Regions from separate parts of the Mus musculus genome. Here region 1 is linked to region 2. The links are chromatin loops, found by intact Hi-C in ENCODE. Cell type or tissue: left cerebral cortex. All regions are shown on one strand. Links, peaks and the distances in the headings refer to the core of each region. The heading gives the core; the rest is flanking DNA. Region 1 holds the start of Atp7b (ATPase, Cu++ transporting, beta polypeptide). Region 2 overlaps Atp7b (ATPase, Cu++ transporting, beta polypeptide).

Region 1 (2,806 bases), core at 161-2,660, 51 kb before region 2:
CAGGTAAGTTGGGATAACAGCTCTGCAACACTGAAATCTGTGGAAACTAAAATTCAGTATGATCTTAGCAAGCAGTAGCGCTGTGTTTGAGCTAAGAAAGATGCATACCTACTTTTTCTGCAGGGCTCTCAAAGCACACCACAGAACTCTCTCTCCTCCGCCACCTGCATTACAGTATGGATGGAAAAATGCAACCACCGTTTGTTCTTTTCCATTTTTGCTGGTCGACACAGACTTCTTCTTTCTCTGTAGATGCCACCTGATAACCCAAAGGCCAATGACCAAATATACACACAAAACTCCGCATATCATCAGTCCAGGAAAGAAGAGTGAATAGAAAAACCTGAGATAAATAAAAGGTGAAAATCAACCTGTTGTCAATTTAAAAAGTCAGCTACAAACTAAGGTTTACTTTTTACACACTTGCTTAATATTAAGTTCTGTAGCTCCTAAGTCTGCTAAAAAAATTATTTAAAAAAAAAGTGCCGGGCGGTGGTGGCACATGCCTTTAATCCCAGCACTTGAGAGGCAGAGGCAGGAGGATTTCTGAGTTTGAGGCCAGCCTGGTCTACAAAGTGAGCTCCAGGACAGTCAGGACTATACAGAGAAACCCTGTCTCGAAAAACAAAAACAAAACAAAACAAAAAAACAAAAAAAATTAATTTTTTTCCCCTTAGTGGTGATGACTGGTGATTCAGGGCCTCAAAGATGTTAGGTAAACACTTGATTCCTAGCCAATACATACCCATATTTAAACCAAATGCTTGGAAGAAAGGTAACTGTAATCCAAAGCTTTGAATTACTTATCAATGACCATTATAATGCAGAAAGTCACTCATGACAATGTACACTGTACAGAGCTGGCAGCATTCCATTTATCGGGAAAAGGCCAAGAATGTGCTAGAACAAACTAGCCTATTCATATTTTTAGCAATCACTACAGACCTTGAAGCAGACAGCTCAGAAAGGAAGATGTAATACAAACTCTGGCAAGAATGCATGTATCCACTGCTCTTCAGAACGCTATTTCGCTAGCTATAAATGTTCAACCTGAACAAAAACACATATGAACTTAGGTAGGCTTTCATAGGGCAGAAACAACTTTTGAAATATGGAACTATTACAATAGTAGTGACCACCGGGTGGTTAACATTCCTGTTTATTTCTACCAACTTTATGTAATTCTTACATAAGAAACGATATGTATCTCAAAGGCAAAACCAATATATTTACAACTTTAAACATCAACCAGGAAAGAAGAAATCAACAGATGGTCAAGTAGCAGAGAGTCAACCAACTGGTTTACGAAGCAGCAGGTAGCCAGTTAAGGAAAACAGCTGATCGGCATGCGAAACAACCGAGGTAAACCGAGGCACGAAGAAAGCGCTTCTACAGACTTTATCTGGACTGCCTCCAAACCCTCCACGCCCTCGTGAGCTCAGGCCACCAGATCCTCACCGCAGCACGGCGTACACGCACCAGCTCCCAGTGTCCGCCGCCATCTTATCCCACCCTCCCCTCTCACAGCCCGGAAGCGCTTGCCTGTTCTTCTATCCTATTGGCTCCTGAGGAAGCGTGTGCCGTTAGCCACGCCCCCCGCTTACACGCCTTCCTGCAGGTTGCCTAATAGCCGCTTCCCACAGGCGGGGCGCACACGGGCCCATCCCACTTGGGCCACGCCGCTGCGGTGGCGGTGGTGGGGCGTGGCTTGTGATGGACAGCCGGCTCTCTCGCCCCTCCCACCCCACTCGCCCCGCCCACTTCGCTCCCCCCCCTCCCGTCTGGAAGCCCCCTTGAGGGCGCCCAGCCCTGCCCCCACCGCGGCGCTGCCAGCCGGTTGGGACCCAATGGGAGGTCCGGGCGGGCGACGAGCTAATCTTCCAGTACAGAGTCCGCTCTTTCAGAGGTGTCGGCGAGTCCCCAGCGGCCGCAGTAGCGGGGCGCGGGGTGGAGAGGGGGCTGCGCTGGAGCGGGCGTCCTGAGACTGTGGTCCTCGCTGCACCCTATCTGCAGCGCACCGCGGACCTCGCTGTCCGTAGTCCGCAGCGCCGGGGCTGGGAGATCTGAGCCCTGTGTTCCCCAGGAACCACGGATGCGCTTCTTCGCGCCTCCTCTCCCTGGCTTGTAAAGTCGCCCTTCCCTCCCCCCAACCAGGTGACCTTTGGGCTCGGGGATGGATCCCAGGAAGAACTTGGCGTCTGTGGGGACGATGCCTGAACAGGAGAGACAGGTCACAGCCAAAGAGGCCAGTCGGAAAGTAAGTTTCCTTTGCCTGACCGCAGCGTGTACGCACCTGCTCAAAGCGCTTTTCTCCTCGGTTCCTCCAGGGCTCGTGACTGTGGACACGTACCCCTGAGAACCCGGGAGGAAAACCCTCTAGATCAAGGGTGCCACTAGCCCTCTGGTGTACAACGATTTCGAGCCCAGAACTTTCCCCGGTCCTTATTAAAGAGCTCTTGAGCGTGGGCTTGCTGTATAAAAACTCTAGTTGCTCCTGGGAGTGCTAATACCTCGCTAATGCCTGGCTAATGCTCCTCAAAAGGTCTACATCCAAGTCCTGTACCTTGAAGGCATTCATTTAATAATACAGGGGGTTAATTAATGCAGCCTCTTAGAGATGCAAACAGCGTAGAATATTTAACATGAAAAGCAGGTCTGTTTTTCTTTTCTTCATGTGCGTTTTCAATCAACAAATACTTACTGAAACTTGTATAGGTCGCAGGCATATGATGAATTCTTGAAGATTTGTGCATTGTTTTAAAATATTTTGTCTAGCTTAATTGAAATCACGTTTTATGTTCTCGGA
Region 2 (2,806 bases), core at 280-2,779:
ACAAGGTTGGGACTTCAAGCTCAGCTCCAGACTACCTGGGCTGCATTATTCCCTGCCTCAAAACAAAACAGATGTGAGGAATGGTTGCAAAGGTTCATAGCTCCACCCATCAAGGATCAGGTAGAGATTGACTCCTAAAGATAGCAATGGAAGGAGCGTGGACCCAAGCCTTACACATGCCTGTCTCTGTAGGTTGTAACTTCCCGTGGTCTAAATGCTTTGTCTCCATAGGCTCCCATTCAGCAGCTGGCTGACCGGTTCAGTGGATATTTTGTCCCATTCATCATCATCATTTCAACCTTGACCCTGGTGGTGTGGATCGTCATTGGCTTTGTCGATTTCGGTGTGGTTCAGAAGTACTTTCCTGTAAGTTGAAGACCTTGAGCAGGATGGTTGTTGTGCTTGAAGTAACGTATTGCCACTAATTCTGTTCTCTGTGTCTCAGATTCACTGGGGCTTAATTATCCTCTTATTATTGGTCTTAGTTAGGGTTTTACTGCTGTGAACAGACACCATGACCCAGGCAACTCTTATAAGGACAAGATTTAATTGGGGCTAGCCTATGTTAAGAGCTTCAGTCTATTATCATCAAAGCAGGAGCATGGCAGCATCCAGGCAGGCGTGGTGCAGGAGGAGCTGAGGGTTCTACATCTTCATCTGAAGGCCACTAGAAGTCTCACTTCTAGGGAGCTCAGATGAAGGTCTTAAAGCCCACACCCACAGTTACACACTTCCTCCAACAAGGACATACCTCCAAATAGTGCCACTCCCTAGGCCAAGCATATGTTAACTACCACACCCCATTCCCTGGCCCCTATAGGCTTGTTTAAACATATGAGTCTATGGGGGGCCATACCTAAACATAGCACAATAAATAAGTACATTTAGTCCAATATCCAAAATCCCCAGTCTATAGCAGTCTCAACCATGTTAATAGTCCAAAGTTCAGAGTCTCTTCTGAGATTCATCTAATGACTTAACTATAATCCCTAAAGCAAGACAGGAGACCAGCTGGGTAAACTCCAAACTCTGCATCTCCATGTCTGATGTCAAAGCAGTTCTCAGATCTCTACTCCCTTTTCATCTTTGTTGACTGCAACAAACTTCTTTCTCCTGGGCTGGTTCCACTCCCTGTTAGCAGCTTTCCTCAGCAGATAGCCCACAGCTCTGGCATCTAGAAAATCTTGGGGTCTCCAAGGCAAACTTCAACGTTTCAATGTCTGGATCCATACATGATTTTCTGGGCTCCTTCAAAGGGCTGGTATCTCTTCTCCAGCTATGTCCTTTGTAGCACTCTAAGCTCAGGTTGATCCACTCCACTGTCGCTGCTGTTCTTGGTGGTCATCCCATGATACTGGCATCTCCAATACACTGGGGTCTTCCACTGCAACTAGGTTTCACCAATAGCCTCTCATAGTCTTTCTTTGTGGGGTCAAGACTCAAATTCTTTGCATGACCCCTTCACTCCTAGGCTTTCAACTGCAGCTCAGGCTGCATCTCCACCCATGGCCTTCCCTGGACTCTCACAGTGCCGAACCTCAGCTGCTCTCCATGACCCCTTCATGCTTTCAAAACCAGTACCACCTGGGTGATTCTTACACATTATCAAGTCCAGCTGCAGCACGAGGTACAACCTTGGCTATCTCTGGAACACAGCTTCTTTGTGCTCTCTGAAAACACTTCCCAGAAGGTTTCACTTCTGTGATACTGGTCTCTTGTTATTCATGGCTAATTTCTTGGCTCCAGCTAACGAGCATCTGTTGTCCCAGTAGTCCCTTCTATTCTGGACTCTAAATTTAGAACTACACGGCCAAAGCTGCTGAGTTCTGCTGCTTGCTGGGGCTGGAACATGGCCCCTCTTATTCTGTTGCTGACTTTCTGTTTCTGAACTCCCTTACTGCCAGAGCTTGGCTGGCCTGGAATTTTCTCTGTAAACTTGCTCTGTATAGATTGACCTTGAACTCAGAGATCTGAGTTCCATGACCAAGGTAGCTCTTAGAAGGACAACATTTAATTGAGGCTGGCTAGCAGGTTCAGAGGTTCAGTCCATTGTCATCAAGGCAGGAACATGGCAGCATCCAGGCAGACATGGTGCAGGAGGGGCTGAGAGTTCTGCATCTTCATCTGAAGGCTGCTAGCAGAAGACTGGCTTCCAGGCAGCTAGGATGAGGGTCTTAAAGCCCACACCCACTGTGACACACCTACAAGGCCACACCCCCTAATAGTGCTACTACCTAGGCCAAACATATTCAAACTACCACATTATTTTATTTTATTTGCTTCTTTTATTTATTATCAGTACAATCTCAGTCATGGTGGGTTAATCAGACTACTTCTGAAGGTCCTTATTGAGGTTGCTGGTTGAGGGTCACCCAGTATGTACCAGGCCCCGAGTTTCATCATGGGCACGGGTATCCACATATAGGAATTCCCTTTCTACTCAGAGATAATTTTCATGACATCATTTGACTCCCCAGTTGGAATGCTCCAAGGATTTGCAAAATGCCATTTATTGGCCATTACTGAGTTTAAGACAAATGTTATAGAAAAGAGACCACAGTTTTGATGGCGCAGTACTACACTAGATCTTAGGGAGAAAATGTATTTTTGCCACTTAACTCCACAAATCCCAGATCTAATATCCTGCCTTGTCAATCAATAACGCTTCCCAGTGTGACTGAAAGGATATATATCACCGTAGGTAAAGATTTTCGATAATTAAACATTTATTCAATAGCTGAAGAAGACAATCTTAGGAAATACTGTTTTTATTAAACTTCAAAAATATCAATGGAAAATATGGTGT

The links. Hi-C counts contacts between places; a loop is a spot of excess contacts. Peaks named below come from ENCODE experiments on the same cell type or tissue, not always from the same donor. Only the 100,000 strongest peaks of a DNase experiment are listed, where the experiment ranks them.
Region 1: it touches region 2 in a loop (2.2-fold over the local background); 20 of 42 quality-filtered maps call a loop at or near these places.

The regions. Positions count from the first base shown.
Region 1 is chr8:22,059,423-22,062,228 of GRCm38, reverse strand. Atp7b (ATPase, Cu++ transporting, beta polypeptide) reads left to right here and starts at 2,155. Exons shown (of 21, transcript NM_007511.2): 1 at 2,155-2,257. The coding sequence starts at 2,174. It overlaps Alg11 (asparagine-linked glycosylation 11 (alpha-1,2-mannosyltransferase)), which reads right to left and starts at 1,508. Exons shown (of 4, transcript NM_001243161.1): 1 at 1,459-1,508; 2 at 113-343. The coding sequence starts at 1,502. In left cerebral cortex, for the core only: no CTCF peak of the experiment used is centred there; a DNase peak (open chromatin) is centred at 1,594; H3K4me3 peaks cover 1,911 bases; H3K27ac peaks cover 313 bases.
Region 2 is chr8:22,008,575-22,011,380 of GRCm38, reverse strand. Atp7b (ATPase, Cu++ transporting, beta polypeptide) reads left to right here. Exons shown (of 21, transcript NM_007511.2): 12 at 232-366. Among named protein-coding and RNA genes, the nearest start is that of Ccdc70, 39 kb to the right of the region's middle. In left cerebral cortex, for the core only: no CTCF peak of the experiment used is centred there; a DNase peak (open chromatin) is centred at 1,786.